Linked DNA regions of Homo sapiens: regions 1, 2, 3 and 5 are each linked to region 4. The links are chromatin contacts, found by Hi-C or POLR2A ChIA-PET in ENCODE. All regions are on one chromosome and are shown on one strand. The core of a region is the stretch at or near the end of the contact, and the rest is flanking DNA. Distances in the headings are between cores, read along the strand shown.

Evidence for each region. A loop is a pair of places that touch in the nucleus more often than their neighbours do. ChIA-PET counts read pairs that join two places held with the same protein, here RNA polymerase II (POLR2A). Pooled maps may share reads with other maps.
Region 1: a loop to region 4 is called in a pooled map, with 2.2 times the contacts of the local background. The contact joins the enhancer-like site here to the promoter of P2RX7 in region 4. A Hi-C loop is called at or near these places in 1 of 37 single-sample maps with no recorded cell type and 3 of 50 pooled maps. POLR2A ChIA-PET finds 5 or more read pairs at or near these places in 2 of 52 experiments (activated CD4-positive, alpha-beta T cell and activated CD8-positive, alpha-beta memory T cell).
Region 2: a pooled map shows a loop between it and region 4 (1.9-fold over the local background). The contact joins the promoter of KDM2B here to the promoter of P2RX7 in region 4. A Hi-C loop is called at or near these places in 1 of 37 single-sample maps with no recorded cell type and 6 of 50 pooled maps. POLR2A ChIA-PET finds 5 or more read pairs at or near these places in 4 of 52 experiments (GM12878, activated B cell, activated CD8-positive, alpha-beta T cell and 1 more).
Region 3: a loop to region 4 is called in a pooled map, with 3 times the contacts of the local background. The contact joins the enhancer-like site here to the promoter of P2RX7 in region 4. A Hi-C loop is called at or near these places in 1 of 37 single-sample maps with no recorded cell type and 7 of 50 pooled maps. POLR2A ChIA-PET finds 5 or more read pairs at or near these places in 1 of 52 experiments (activated naive CD4-positive, alpha-beta T cell).
Region 5: a loop to region 4 is called in a map with no recorded cell type, with 4 times the contacts of the local background. The contact joins the enhancer-like site here to the promoter of P2RX7 in region 4. A Hi-C loop is called at or near these places in 2 of 37 single-sample maps with no recorded cell type and 5 of 50 pooled maps. POLR2A ChIA-PET finds 5 or more read pairs at or near these places in 2 of 52 experiments (H1 and activated CD4-positive, alpha-beta T cell).

What each region holds. Positions count from the first base shown.
Region 1 is chr12:120,668,168-120,670,867 of GRCh38, forward strand. It overlaps a transcript of CABP1 not described here. Among named protein-coding and RNA genes, the nearest start is that of MLEC, 18 kb to the right of the region's middle. Within about 2 kb of position 1,409, at least 13 of the 41 ENCODE cell types and tissues checked have a DNase peak (open chromatin) inside an H3K27ac peak, as active enhancers do.
Region 2 is chr12:121,579,597-121,582,296 of GRCh38, forward strand. KDM2B (lysine demethylase 2B) reads right to left here and starts at 1,427. Exons shown (of 23, transcript NM_032590.5): 1 at 1,190-1,427. The coding sequence starts at 1,315. KDM2B-DT (KDM2B divergent transcript) reads left to right here and starts at 915. Exons shown (of 4, transcript NR_183427.1): 1 at 915-1,667. RefSeq lists silencers at 708-1,017, 1,098-1,147 and enhancers at 717-1,652, 2,588-2,700.
Region 3 is chr12:121,628,750-121,631,449 of GRCh38, forward strand. It overlaps the pseudogene ORAI1. Among named protein-coding and RNA genes, the nearest start is that of MORN3, 40 kb to the right of the region's middle. Within about 2 kb of position 1,267, at least 2 of the 41 ENCODE cell types and tissues checked have a DNase peak (open chromatin) inside an H3K27ac peak, as active enhancers do.
Region 4 is chr12:121,131,466-121,134,165 of GRCh38, forward strand. P2RX7 (purinergic receptor P2X 7) reads left to right here and starts at 1,411. Exons shown (of 13, transcript NM_002562.6): 1 at 1,411-1,630. The coding sequence starts at 1,506. The region is part of intron 2 of LOC105370032 (a long non-coding RNA gene); the gene reads right to left.
Region 5 is chr12:120,848,540-120,851,239 of GRCh38, forward strand. The region is part of intron 1 of SPPL3 (signal peptide peptidase like 3); the gene reads right to left. Among named protein-coding and RNA genes, the nearest start is that of SPPL3, 54 kb to the right of the region's middle. Within about 2 kb of position 1,437, at least 10 of the 41 ENCODE cell types and tissues checked have a DNase peak (open chromatin) inside an H3K27ac peak, as active enhancers do.

The DNA.
Region 1 (2,700 bases), core at 159-2,658, 460 kb before region 4:
GAAGTCCCAGTGTGTGCGGACAGACAGATATAGACACAGCTGCCACTGGCTGCGCGCCGTGGCTCATGCCTGTAATCCCAGCACTCTGGGGAGGCTGAGGCGGGAGGATCACCTGAGTTCAGGAGTTCAAGACTAACCTGACCAACGTGGCCTGTCTCTACAAAAATAGAAAAATTAGCCGGGCGTGGTGGCATGCACCTAGAGTCCCAGCTTCAGGAGAATCGCTTGAACCCAGGAGGTGGAGGCTGCAGTGGGCCGAGATCATGCCACTGGGTGACGGAGCGAGACTCCGTCTAAAAAAAGAAAGAAATAGCTGCCATCCTCTCTGCTGAGTGGGAGGAAGATGTGTAGCCAATAGGCCCAGGGTTTGCTTGCTGTGTGACTTAGGGCCAGTCGCGTCCCCTTTCTGAAGCTCAGTTTCTTCCTGTGTAATGTGGGGATGATAAAGGATGGGGTCAGTGCATAGCAAGTGCCCTCAGGGCATTGCACCACACGGCACACCCCAGGGACTGCTATTCAGACTGCAGTGGAATCATGCAATTGAAAAGACCCATTGTAATTCGTTTCTATAAGTGAAGTCTTAAAGCAGCCCAAAGGAGAAATCTGTGGGTAGAAGTTGTCGAGTCTTAGACAGGCTTGGAGCGTACTTGGGCAGGTGTGTGGGGTGGCCGGTGTACCTCAAGCCATTGGTTCCCAAATCTTAGCATACAGCAGAATTGCCTGGAGCATTTGTGAAGCCCAGATCTGGGCCACCCCCGCAGTGATTCTGATCCCATGTCTGGGGCGCAGTCCATGAATTTGCATCTCTTACAAGTTCCCAGAGGATGCTGATGCTGCCAGTCCATGGACAACAACCTGAATAGCACTGCTGTAAACCCCAGACACAAGGGAGGCTGGTGTGCCTCCAGGCAGCCAGGGGAGGCTGCGGGGTTGATGGCTGGGGGTGGGAGGTGGGCAGAGCATCCGCTGCCCGCTGTGCTGCCGCAGAGGGAGGATCCTTATTCTCAGACCTGGCAGGGAATGTGCAGGATCGTGGGCCCCAGCCAGAGGCCCGGGTAATCCTCACGTTCCCGAGGTCAGTGGGGCTGGGAGCTCCAAATTCACTCTAATAATCCAATTCTGAGACTAAGCCCTTGGCTCTGTGCCCTGCTAGGCAAGCCTGCAGCCCTGCCTGCCTCTGTACTAGCTTGGCTCCGCCCAGAGACTCCAGAGTTTCACTGTTTCAGAAACACAGTGGCCTTGGAGGGCAACCTGCGGGAAGAGGGCTTCTGTAGACATCTCTATCGGCTGGCAGGGTGAGCCCCCAGGAACACCACTCAGGATAGACTTAGGGATAAACTAGGACTTCTTTGTCCCCAGTGTGTGGCTGCCTAAAATCAAAGAAGTGGCAAGCCTGGCCAACATGGTGAAACCCCGTCTGTACTAAAAATACAAAAATTAGCCAGGCGTAGTGGGGCATGACTGTAATCTCAGCTATTAGGGAGTCTGAGGCAAGAGAATTGCTTGAACACGAGAGGCGGAGGTTGCAGTGAGCCGAGATCACGCCACTTCACCCCAGCCTGGGTGACACAGTGAGACTCTGTCTGAAAAAAAAAAAAAGAATCATAGATATGCCAGTTGTGATAAAGGAAATGGAGAATGTAGTCAGGCTACTGTTCAGAGGCCCCTTAATGCTCAGGGTAAGGGGAGGCCCAGGGCAGTCCTCCTGCCTCCTCCCCTGCTGAAGCTAGGACTCCTCCCCAGTAATTTGTCTTTTTGTTGGTTTGTTCATTTTAAAATTATTTTTATTTGCTTTTGTTTTTTGTTTTGGCTCCCGCCAGGAAACGTTTTTTTTTCTTTCTTTCTTTGTTTTAGAGACAGGGTCTCACTCTGGCACCCAGGCTGGAGTGCAGTGGTGGGATCATAGCTCACTGCAGTCTTGAACTCTTGGGCTCAAGCGATCCTCCTGCCTCAGCCTCCTGCATAACTAGGACTACAGATGCACACCAGCTGATTTTTAAATTTTTTTTGTAGAGACAGGGTCTCAATCTGTTGTCCAGGCTGTCTTGAACTCCTGGCCTCAAGGGATCCTTCCACCTCAGCTTCCCAAAGTGCTGGGATTACAGGCGTGAGCCACAGTGCCCAGCAACTTGTCTTATATTTTGGGGTTCCTAGTATGACTGTTTGAAGAAAGGGGTCTGAGACTTTTCAAGGACTGAGATGCACTTTCCTAGCCAAGAGTTCTTTCTGCAACCTGCACCACTACCTTCCCTGCTGGGGAGCTCTGGGTGTGTCATCTTAGAAAAGCTCTTTGTCTAAGGCCGAGCGAGGTGGCTCATACCTGTAATCCCAGCACTTTGGGAGGCCGAGATGGGTGGATCGCTTGAGGTCAGGAGTCTGAGACCAGCCTGACCAACATGGTGAAACTCCGTCTCTACTAAAAATACAAAAATTAGCCAGATGTGGCAGTTCATGCCTGTAATCCCAGCTATACGGGAGGCTGAAGGACGAGAATCACTTGAACCCGGGAGGCAGAGGTTGCAGTGAGCGGAGATTGCACCGCTGCACTCAGCCTGGGTGACAGAGTGAGACTTTTGTCTCGAAAACCAAAAAGAAAAGCTCTTTGTCTGAAAGCTCTTTTATTGCACCTGGATTTGCCTCCTGCTGACTCATAAAGGCCAATTTGTCTGCTCATTCATGCACACATGCACTTGATGTTTA
Region 2 (2,700 bases), core at 177-2,676, 450 kb after region 4:
GACCCCAAAACGCACCAGCAGCTGCCTCATCTCCCCACAAGCGCGCGCGCACACTCACTTCCTAAGGAGACTCCCCCACCACTCCCCGCATCCCCCTGCCTCCTCCCTCCACCGCCCAGCGCCCGGCCCCTCAGCCCCCCAGATTCCGGGCGAACCCCGAGCCCGCTCAGCCCCCCTCCACGCCTTTCCCCGATACCACCTCCCCACTTAAGTGTCTGAGACTCTAAGCCTCACAAGGGGCTGGAGGAGTAAGCAGCTTGCTTCCTTTTGCATGCAATTTATTATATTTTTTTCCCGGTCCTCTTGCAAAATACAGAAAAGGAAAGAAAAGGCAGCGAGAAACAACCAAAAAAAAAAAAAAAAAGATCTATCATATGCCAGATACAGATTTGGAAAAAAAAAAAAAAAAAAAAAGCTACACACCAATCTTCTTCCAGAGTCTTTCTCTGCCTCCATTTTTTTAGGAGAGTTCACCAATTAATTGTCAACACTCCTGCCCCCTGCATTTTGGCCGAGGGGGGAAGGAGGGAAGACCAAAGAAAACAAACCAAAAAATAAATAAATAAAGCAAGCCAGAGCCGAGATCTACAAAGTTTTGCACCAACACTTAGGCAGATCCGTTTGCAAAGTCCTAGGAAACCATTTTCAGCAGTTGTGGGGGGGGGGAGGCGTCGACGTCATAATCCCCGGAACGTAAACATTGTTGCCGATCGCGCTCGGAGCCCGCGGCCGGGCTATTTGGGGGGGCTCTCGGCCCGGGCTTGGGGGGGTGGGGGCGGCGGCCCGAGGAGGTATGGGGCGGGGAGGGAGCCCGGGAGGCACCGGGCGCCGTTAGCGCCGTGGCATCGCTGTTTTGTTGTTGGGTCACGAGTGCGCCTCTGCACGCAGGCGCCGCCGCCGCCCGGGAGTTGTGTGCAGAGCTGACTTTTGGAGGGCCGAGTTGCAGGCGGCGGGCGCATCCCGGAGATGGCGGGGCAGGGAGGGAGGGAAGGAGGAGGGGGCGGGGAGGGAGGTGCAGATTTGCACGGCTGGCCTCAGCGGGAGGCGCGGAAATGCAAGCCGAGCATGCTGGCGTGAAAGCCCCCGGGGCCTGGCACCCCCAAAAACGACCCCCCACCTCCGTTCCTGCCCTCATTGCCCAGGGCTACCCCTCTTCCTCTTCTTTCATCCACCCCTCCCCCAACATTACCTGTGTGGCCGACTCAAATTCAAAGCATTTTGTATATATAACTGTTTTCTTTTTTTGCTTTTCTGCTGCATGTCTTTTTCGTGGGGGGTGATCCTCTGCAGATCCCCCCATTTGCGGACCCGCCATGTGGAGGAGGCATTTGGGGGGCTCAGAAGGAAATTAGCTCGGCTTCCATACCTATAAGGACTGCCTAACTTTTAAACTCCCGGCACTCAAAGATGTGGACACACACACGTACAGGAAATACAGCCAGACCAGAGCCTTTGCAGTCCGCAGCTGACCGGAAGACGTTGCCTTTCATTCATTCATTCTGCCCGCCTCTGTGGACTCCTTTACTAGGCGACCAGCCCTGAAACAGAAGTTGGACATTTTTTAAAGGTTCTTGCGCTCGGCAAGGGGAGCAGATAGATGCTCAGGAGCGAAAGACGCAGAGAATTGGATCTGGCGCCTCCTAACGCAGCCCGCACAGGAGCGAAGGGTAAGCCCTTGTTGGTAGTTTATAGAAGACAAGTCGGTGGAAAGGTGCATGGTGCTCTGGGATAGGTGGGGGGAACTCTAGTGCCCTTGATGAAGCCCCTACAGGGCTTCTTAGCGGAGGTATCGGCACCCTCCGTACATACATGGGTGTCATTAGGTCCCTGTCCACTTACTAGTGTTTTTGACTACCCCAGCACTGGTCCTGGGTTGTCTTGTCCTCCCATCATGAGCAACAGTCAGGTCGACTTGGCTTGAGAAAAGCTAGCCCTAAACATTCCTCCAGCCCCAGCTGTGGCGCCCTGCTAGGCCTGATCTTGCGGGTAAAGATGCTGATAAAATGACATGGCAAGAGGGAGACGATAAAGGGACATTGTAGATAGCAGGCTTTGAGCCTGACATTTTATTTCTGCCATAACCCTGTGGGATACTTGGAGCAGGTCATTTTGCAGATAGGGAAACTGAAGCTCAGAGAAATTATGAATCTGAATGATTGCTGTGCTCCCATATGGTCCCCAGGCTATCAGACAGACCTGTGGGGAGGACGTGGCTTCCCCACCAGGAGATACGATGTCACTATCAGCATCGTATTGGCCGTCCTAAGAGACAGCTTCCCCCTCACTCACCTTAGAAGTTTCCTGTCCTATCTGACTGTAGTCTTTCCCACCCATCCTCAAAGGCTACTCTTTGAAGTTTGTTTTCATTCATGTTCACTAGCTGTAAAAATCTTTTAAGCAGGGATGAGGCTGGGAAACATCAAAATTTGTTTCCAAACTGAAATCGCCCACGTTGGCTGCTGCGTGCAATCAGTAGCCCTTCGTGTGAGTGCTGCCGGTTCTGCCTTCAGTCCGTCCAGAACCATGGACCATTTTATTTGTTCCTGTCTTTCTCACAAGAACCCTTTAAGGGAAATCGTCTTGTTCGTTCCCATTTTGCAAAGGAGGAAATTAGGACTAAGAAAAGCAAAGCCACTCACCCAGGATCACATAGCGCGTATGTGCCGCTGCCAGGGCTCACACTGGAGCCTGGCTTGGCCA
Region 3 (2,700 bases), core at 17-2,516, 500 kb after region 4:
ACTCCTGGGCTTACTCAACAACCCTCTGTGGTGATTTTGTCAAAGGGCTCTCCCAAGACCGCACAGCCAGTCTGGTGGAGCGGGATTTGAACCCAGCTCTGCTGGTGTTCAGAACTTGCTCAGGCACTTGTACCCATTGCGGTGTATAGGAACTCTGATTGATGTCCAGCCAGGGATGTGTTAGGACACTAGGAAATGAGAAATAGGGCAAAAGAGTTTCTTTTTTTTTTTTTTTTTTTTTGAGACGGAGTCTTGCTCTGTCACCCAGGCTGGAGTGCAGTGGTGCGATCTTGGCTCACTGCAAGCTCTGACTCCTGGGTTCACGCCATTCTGCTGCCTCAGCCTCTGGAGTAGCTGGGACTACAGGCGCCCACAACCACGCCTGGCTAATTTTTTTTGTATTTTTTTAGTAGAGACGGGGTTTCACCGTGTTAGCGAGGATCGTCTCGATCTCCTGACCTCATGATCCACCCGCCTCGGCCTCCCAAAGTGCTGGGATTAGAGGCGTGAGCCACCGGCGCCCGGCCGCAAAAGAGTTTCTTTTAAGCCAAAGAAAGTTTTATAATTGGTGGTGGGGAGGGAGCTACCAGTTGTCAGCTTTTCCCTGCAGCGCTTGGTATTTAAGATAATGGTTCCCCCTTTTCTTGTGGTCATGAGTTTATAGCTGCCCCAGGCTCCTTCTCACTCCTGAGGGGTGAGATCCAGATGAATGACACTTTCCTGCCTTCTCAAGTCCCTTCTTCCTTTCGAAGACAGGCCTCATGGTCAAATGTCACCTCCTTCTCTTGCTAAAAACAGTGTGGGGAAGTCAGGAGACTGGGGCAGCCAGTGGCATGGAGTGGGCCTTGGCCCACCCAGTCTGTCTCTTGGGGACTTTTATTTTCCCCCACCTGGGTGGAGAAGGCTTCCTGGCACTACTGATGGAATCCCCAAAGTTCTGCAGGCAGGGAAGGACCGAACCCCATGATACTCTCCATTCTGCAGTTACAAGAAGGTAACTGCATGTGCCATGAAGTTGGAAATCTATAGGAGGGATGGGATTGGGTGCAGGGTCTGACCATGCCCCACTCCCACTTAGACACCCAGCCTGTAAGTGAGCTTGGGAGAGGAGAGGGTGCCAGCAGCCCCAACGCCATGGTAACAGAGTGACAAGTTTCCTGGATTACTCTCCCTTGGCTTATGAGTCAGCACAACCAACTTCCTGCCCCCAGAGGGCTTCCTTCCCAGAGACCTGGAAAGTCAGAGGAGCTGACTTGACCTTTGATTGCCAAGGGATGGGGTCAACCAGGTGAGATTGAGGGAGGGTCTCCCACAAATCCTGGAGGGGATTGAGAGGTTCCCCACTTCATGGGTAGAACAGCCTGGCCAGGTGGCCGGGAAGTGTTGGGGATGGCTGGTGGGTGACCTCAGGCAAGAGGCTTTACTTCTTTGAAGCCAGTTTTCTTTTCTTTTCTTTTCTTTTTTTTTGAGACGGAGTTTCCTCTTTGTTGCCCAGGCTGGAGTGCAGTAGCACAATCTCAGCTCACTGCAACCTCCACCTCCCAGGTTCAAGCGATTCTCCTGCCTCAGCCTCCCGAATAGCTGGGATTACAGGCACACACCACCTCACCTGGCTAATTTTTGTATTTTTAGTAGAGACGGGGTTTCACCATGTTGGCCAGGGTGGTCTCAAACTCCTGATCTCAGGTGATCCACCCGCCTCGGCCTCCCAAAGTGCTGGGATTACAGGTGTGAGCCACCATGCCTGGCTGAAGCCAGTTTTTTAATGTGTATGGAGATGGCAGGTATCCTGCTCTCCCATGGACTCATATGAAGGTTCATTATGAGGCCAGACTGGGCCCATGAAACACAGGAATTTTCAGGGTCTGATGATGCACACCTTGCCCGGACCCTCTCTGATCTGCAGATGAGATTCTTGCTCCACACGGCAGTTCTAGGAACAGCAGGCCTCAGGCGCACCATCCTCCAAACTCTAATGAGAGATACAAAGCAAGGGGGCCTGGATATAGCATAGGATCAGCATCCCGTAGAGCTCCTTAAGCCCAGAGTACTCTTGTGGGCTTTGATTCAGGTCCTCTGTGCCTCAGTTTATACTTCATTGAGAGGCAGCCAGCCTCAGCCTGACCCCGTCCCCTGCAGGACTGGCGAGCATATGTGGTGATCTTGTCTGCTGGGGAAGGCAGGCTGTAACATTAGCCTGAGCTGAAGATAATTGGGAAGGTCAGTCTGCTGCCGTAAACAAAATGCTTTCCATGACCTGGGATCAATTATTTTTGGATTATCTGCCTCCTCAGTTCTCTGCCCGCCAGCACCCTTTTGTTCCCAAGTTCTAGAGCTGGTTCAGAAGTTTCCTGTAATTTCTATGAAAATGAGTTGGAAGGAACGACTCAAGTCATAAGACACTGAGCCTCTGTGACGTGTTCAGAGTTCAGGGACCATGTAAATGAGCAAGAAATTGCTATTACTATTCCTAGTACTGATCACTGATAGTAATTATTATTGCTGTTGTTGATTGGGCTCTTGCAATAGGCTAGATGGTGCCCCACGTAGCATCTTGTGTGATCCTCCTATAAACCAGGTGAGTATAGGTGATGGTCATTGAGAGGAAAGACTTGCGCATGGTCACCTGGCTGGGAAGCTGCAGAGCCCTGTGGCTGTGGTGTAGCGCCATTGCTGTGGGAGAGAAAGCATCAGAGAGTG
Region 4 (2,700 bases), core at 161-2,660:
CCTTACCACTCCCAGGACTAAAGGAGGGAGTGGTGCCCAGAAGCCCTGCCTATATGCAACTGAGAAGGGCAGGGCCAGGGAGTCACGTCCATCCTCACTGCTCTCCAGTCTCCTGAACTGGAAGCCAGAAGGTGAGGGGAACCCTGATGCAGTTTGTATGTGTGAGAAAGTACAATTAGTTTAGACTGAAAAACTGAAAATCTACCCGGCCACTTAGCAGGCTGGAATAACAGAAAGGGATCAAGCCAGCTGTAAAGATAACAGGGAACAATAATTCTCTGTAGCTGTAAAGTGATAATACAACCCTGCATCTTTGAGTGACTGCTGAAACATTGTCCTTTAAAATCAGAGACCTTCAGAAACTTTGCTGTTTGAAATTACATGACTAAGACTGAAATATTCCAATTTTGCCTGGAAGATTTAAGTCATCTTGACACAGAGAAGCAGCCTCAATTTACAACTCAGGAGCAGAGCTTCAGATAAAGATTTTCTGGACACATTTGACATGTATCTTAGCTATGTTGCTTCCTAGGAAACAGGGCCCTGGGTCCTCTTTGCAATCCAGACTGAAGTTGACTGCTTTGTACAAACCTGTTTTGCTTTGAGTCCATCAAAACATGACTTCATTTAGATTTTATCTCAACTCCACTTTCCTCGGAATCCTATAATAAATTGCTGTTTTCCTTTGTTTGGTGATGTGCGTAGCTCTTCTGGTGGGTGGTGTCCCTCACTGAATAGGTCAACAAACCTAACTTTGTTGGACTGCCACTGTGTCCCTGGTGATCTTTGGCTGATTGGTCTAGGTCATAGATCGACCTGCCGGGGTGCAGAGGAGGGTGGAGAGTAACTCAGAGGGTCAAGCATGAAAGATCTGGCAGAAAAATAAAGCCCCTCCACCCCCACCACCCCTACCCCTGCAAATCTGATTTCCCCCACCAACTGCAGACCAGAGTATTATAAGGGGCGGTGGAAGAAGAGGGGGAGATCTTCATTTACCCAGAGCTCCTATACATCAGGGGCTGAATAAAGGGTTGTAGAAATGAATGAATCAATCTCTGAGTGGGGCTTCAGGCAATGGAAAGATCTCAGTCCTTTTCTGAGGCATAATGGAAGCTCCCAGTCTTGTGACATTTGCAAGGCTGCCCCTTTCTCCCAAGAGACATGAGACCAAAAAAGTGAAAGGAAAGGGGGGAAAAGGGAGAATTCTAAAAATGCCCATCCTCTGAACACCATCTTTGTGTAGGCATCTGGGGGAGGCCAGCTGGGGTGAGGTCATCTGCCAGCCAGGCCCGTAGGACTTGGCGCTTCTTGTTTATCACAGCCACATGTGGGGCCACTGCCAGGGCCCGCCCCAACTCTGCAGTCATTGGAGGAGCTTGAAGTTAAAGACTCCTGCTAAAAACCAGTACGTTTCATTTTGCAGTTACTGGGAGGGGGCTTGCTGTGGCCCTGTCAGGAAGAGTAGAGCTCTGGTCCAGCTCCGCGCAGGGAGGGAGGCTGTCACCATGCCGGCCTGCTGCAGCTGCAGTGATGTTTTCCAGTATGAGACGAACAAAGTCACTCGGATCCAGAGCATGAATTATGGCACCATTAAGTGGTTCTTCCACGTGATCATCTTTTCCTACGTTTGGTAAGTGGGATCTGGGGAGGACCCAGATCTCTGCAGTGGCCGACAGCACAGAAAGCCCCAGCGGGCAGCTTCAGGTGCACATTCTGAATCTCACATGGTTTTCGAATCTGAGACGTGCTCTCACAGCCAGCTGGGCGGGAGGGAGGAAGCAGCAGCAGGCAAGAGGAAACGGTGCCAGGCTGCAGCAGAGAGAAGCCACAGGACAAGCGGGATTCCTTTCTGCTCTACTTCAGGCCCGCCAGGGCGCGCAGGGCAGGGCGTGCCTGGGGAAGGTAGGAAAGCGCAGGGCAACACCCTGGATCCCCAGGGAGGAGGCGAGGATCTCAGGGCACGCCTGGTGATCATGCTGGCATCTGAGTCACCATGCTTGGGAGGAATAGGACCAGGCTTGAAAATGTGTTATAACTTTAGGTCCTCACCAACGTCAGGAAGGCCCTGCTTTTTGGTTTTTGTTTCTTCTAAAAGAAACTTACTGAGATATAATTTATACACCATACAATTGACCCATTTAAAGGGTACCATTTAATGATTTTCAGATTATTCCCAGAGTTGTGCAACCATCCCCACAATCAATTTTAGAATATTTTAATCGACTCAAAAGGAATCCCACACTCCTTCACCATCATTTCCAACACTGTTCCTCCTCCTTCCCACCCATCAATTTCCTTTCTGCCTCTATGGATTTGCCGATTCTGGACATTTCATATAAATGGAATCACATAATATGTGGTCCTTTGTGGCACTTAGCGTGTTTTCAATGCTCATCCATGTTGTAGCATGTGTTGATACTTCATTCAATTTTTTTTTTTAAAGAGACGGGGTCTCACTATTTTGTCCAGGCTGGTCTCAAACTCCTGGACTCAAGTGATCTGCCTGCCTCGGCCTCCCAAAGTGTCAGGATTACAGGCGTGAGCCATTGCACCCGGCTGATACTTCATTCCTTTTTACGGCTGAGTAGTACTCCATTGCATGGATAGACCACTTTTTTCTATCCATTCATCCATTGATGGACATTGGGGTTGTTTCTCTTTTTTGGCTATCATGAATAATGCCACATGAACATTTGTGTA
Region 5 (2,700 bases), core at 187-2,686, 280 kb before region 4:
CACCCCAGAAAGTGCTAGTCTATCTAACAAGTATTATTTTAGAATTGCTGTATTATTTTAGTCATCTGCATATTTTCGATGGACTTATAAATTAATCTATATATTTAACATAAGCCAAATTGACAATTTTCATAACTACTACTGATTGTTCCATTTCTCAAAAATCACAATTAAATCCAAAAGGTTACAAAAGGAAAGGTTAGATTTCTCACAGATGCTTTAAATTACTGCTCTTTTACCATAGCTCATTATACCTAATGTGTAAGAAAATAGTAAGGACAAAAATGCCTTAAAAATTTGTGCATAAATTACTTTTTATCACTTTAGTGTAATAACACTAATGATCAATGAGCAAGCTACAGGTGATTTGTGTAACACTCAATTTTGGTTTTTTTTTTGGCCATCTTTCAAGGCCCAGGATGTAATACAAACTTGATTACTATGTAAATATCCATCTCTACAAAAAATTTAAAAATTAGCTGGGCATGGTGGCACATGTCTATATTCTTAGACATGCTCATGGAGGCTGAGATGGGAGGATTGCGTGAGCCCAGGAATTTAAGGCTGCAGTGAGCTATAATCAACGCCCCTGCATTCCAGCCTGAGCAACAGAGATCCTCCCTCTAAAACCAGAGGAAGAAAACAAAAAACAAAAGAAAACAATAATAATAAAAAGTAAAACTAAACCTAAACTTTACCTGATACTCTCTTTCCCTCTAACAAAGTTATTAGAGATGGGCTCAACTCTAACAAGCATCTAAATCAGTACTCTAAAGGTAAAAAATAATTTCAGGTAATCAATACCAACTTCTACAAAGTTGTAGCCAACTGGCAACACAATTTCTGAAGACATTCTATTGTTTAAGTAGATACGAATAGATTAATGAGCCACCACAGAGGCAAGTGAAACAGGATGATCTATCTATACTAGCAATGGCCTAAGGTTACCAAGATATAGCAAATACAGGTAAAATGTAGACATGTTGAGAAGATTTCCTTTGAATTTTACTTAGAAAATCCAAACAGCTCTAAAAAACAGATCAATATATACTCTGTACGAAGTGATTTTTGCACGTGGCATCTGAAAATATGTCCAAGAAAATTTCTAGCTTCTATCAGGCATGCTAGTTAGCTATGAGGAAGCTTGACTAGTGCACAATACATGTAGTCTTTACCTTTTGGGACCAGGAAAATCCTATTTATCCGAGACTCCTAAAAACCACTCTGGGTTACAGGTTCTGGATCTTCTCACACATACCCTCCCCCTACAATTCTCATGTCCTCAGGCCTTACCACTTCTTTGTGACAGCTGCTGCTTTATAAAGACATAATTCTAGCGTGAAGTATTTCTACTGGAAAATCTGGGATTGACAGGATGTTGACAAGGACTCAGTAAAAATAACCATTCCTAACAGAGTGTGTAGATACAAACAGGCAGTCACTGGTCAGAAGTTTTCCTCAGCTGAGTCACCCGGCCATGGAAAACCCCAAGTTTGCACCTGAGAGGCTCTGAAATACTACCCTCTGGAGTGCAAATATAAAACACATTAGGCTTGGAGAAACTGTTCTAAAGCAACTTGTTGGACCAGCTAGATTTAGAAATATAATGGATGGTTGGTAAAAGGTAACTCTAGGGGCTGCCAAGGGAACTCAGTTCCAAAAACCCTTCCCATAAAATTAGGCTTTCCAGAGACACACATCTTAGATGTTCCAGAGGTTTATGAGTCCTCTCTGTTGCCCCTTTCAAATCTAAATACTTCCTCAAAGTCTCTAGAGCCATCTGTTAAGGCCAAAGTAAATCTCAACATGTCTACACCACAGAAGTTTATGCCGCATTGTAAGGAAGTCTAAAAGGCCAAATGAATGCACAGCTACTTGGGAGGCTGAGGTGGGAGGACTGCTTGAGCCCAAGAGTTCAAGACCAGCCTGGACAACATAGTGAGACCAGCCTTTAAAAAAAAAAAAAAAAAAAAACAAAAGCCAAATGCTGCTATTCTGGATTTCATACTGTGAAAAAGAATGAAAGAATGTTAGGTTTTTTGACAGTGGACGTTAGGGTTTTTCAAACACTTTCCCTTTTTAAATGTGAGTAACATCCTATATTAGTTTCCTACTGCTGCTGTAGAAATTACCACAAATACTGACTTTACACAAGCTTATTCTCATAGTTGCGGAGGTCATGAATCTGACATCGGTTTTATAGGGCTGGTTCCCTGTGAGGGCTCTGAGGGAAGAATGTGTCCTTGCCTTTTTCATCTTCTAGAGGACCACCTGCATTCCTTGGCTCACATTCCCTTCATCGATCACTACAACCTCTTGTTTCCATCGTCAAATCTGCTACCACTCACTCTGGTGTGCCCACCTCTTCCAAGGACCTGTGTGATTATATTGGGCCAACACAGATAATCCAGGATAATCTCATCTCAAAAATATTAATTTGATGCCATCTGCAAAGTCTCCTTTCCTATATTCATAGGTTCTAGAGATTAGGACATGGACATGTTTTAGGGGTCATTATTCAGCCTACCACACAATTACCAGATTTAAAATTCTATGAAGTATACTTACCTACAGTATCTCGTTTAGATACTTACCAGGTGTTATCATTCCTAATGAATGAGAACGCGAGTCTAGAAACTTCATTGCTTAGCCACAGTGATATAGTCAAAAAACTAGAACTCAAACTAGAGCATATGGCCC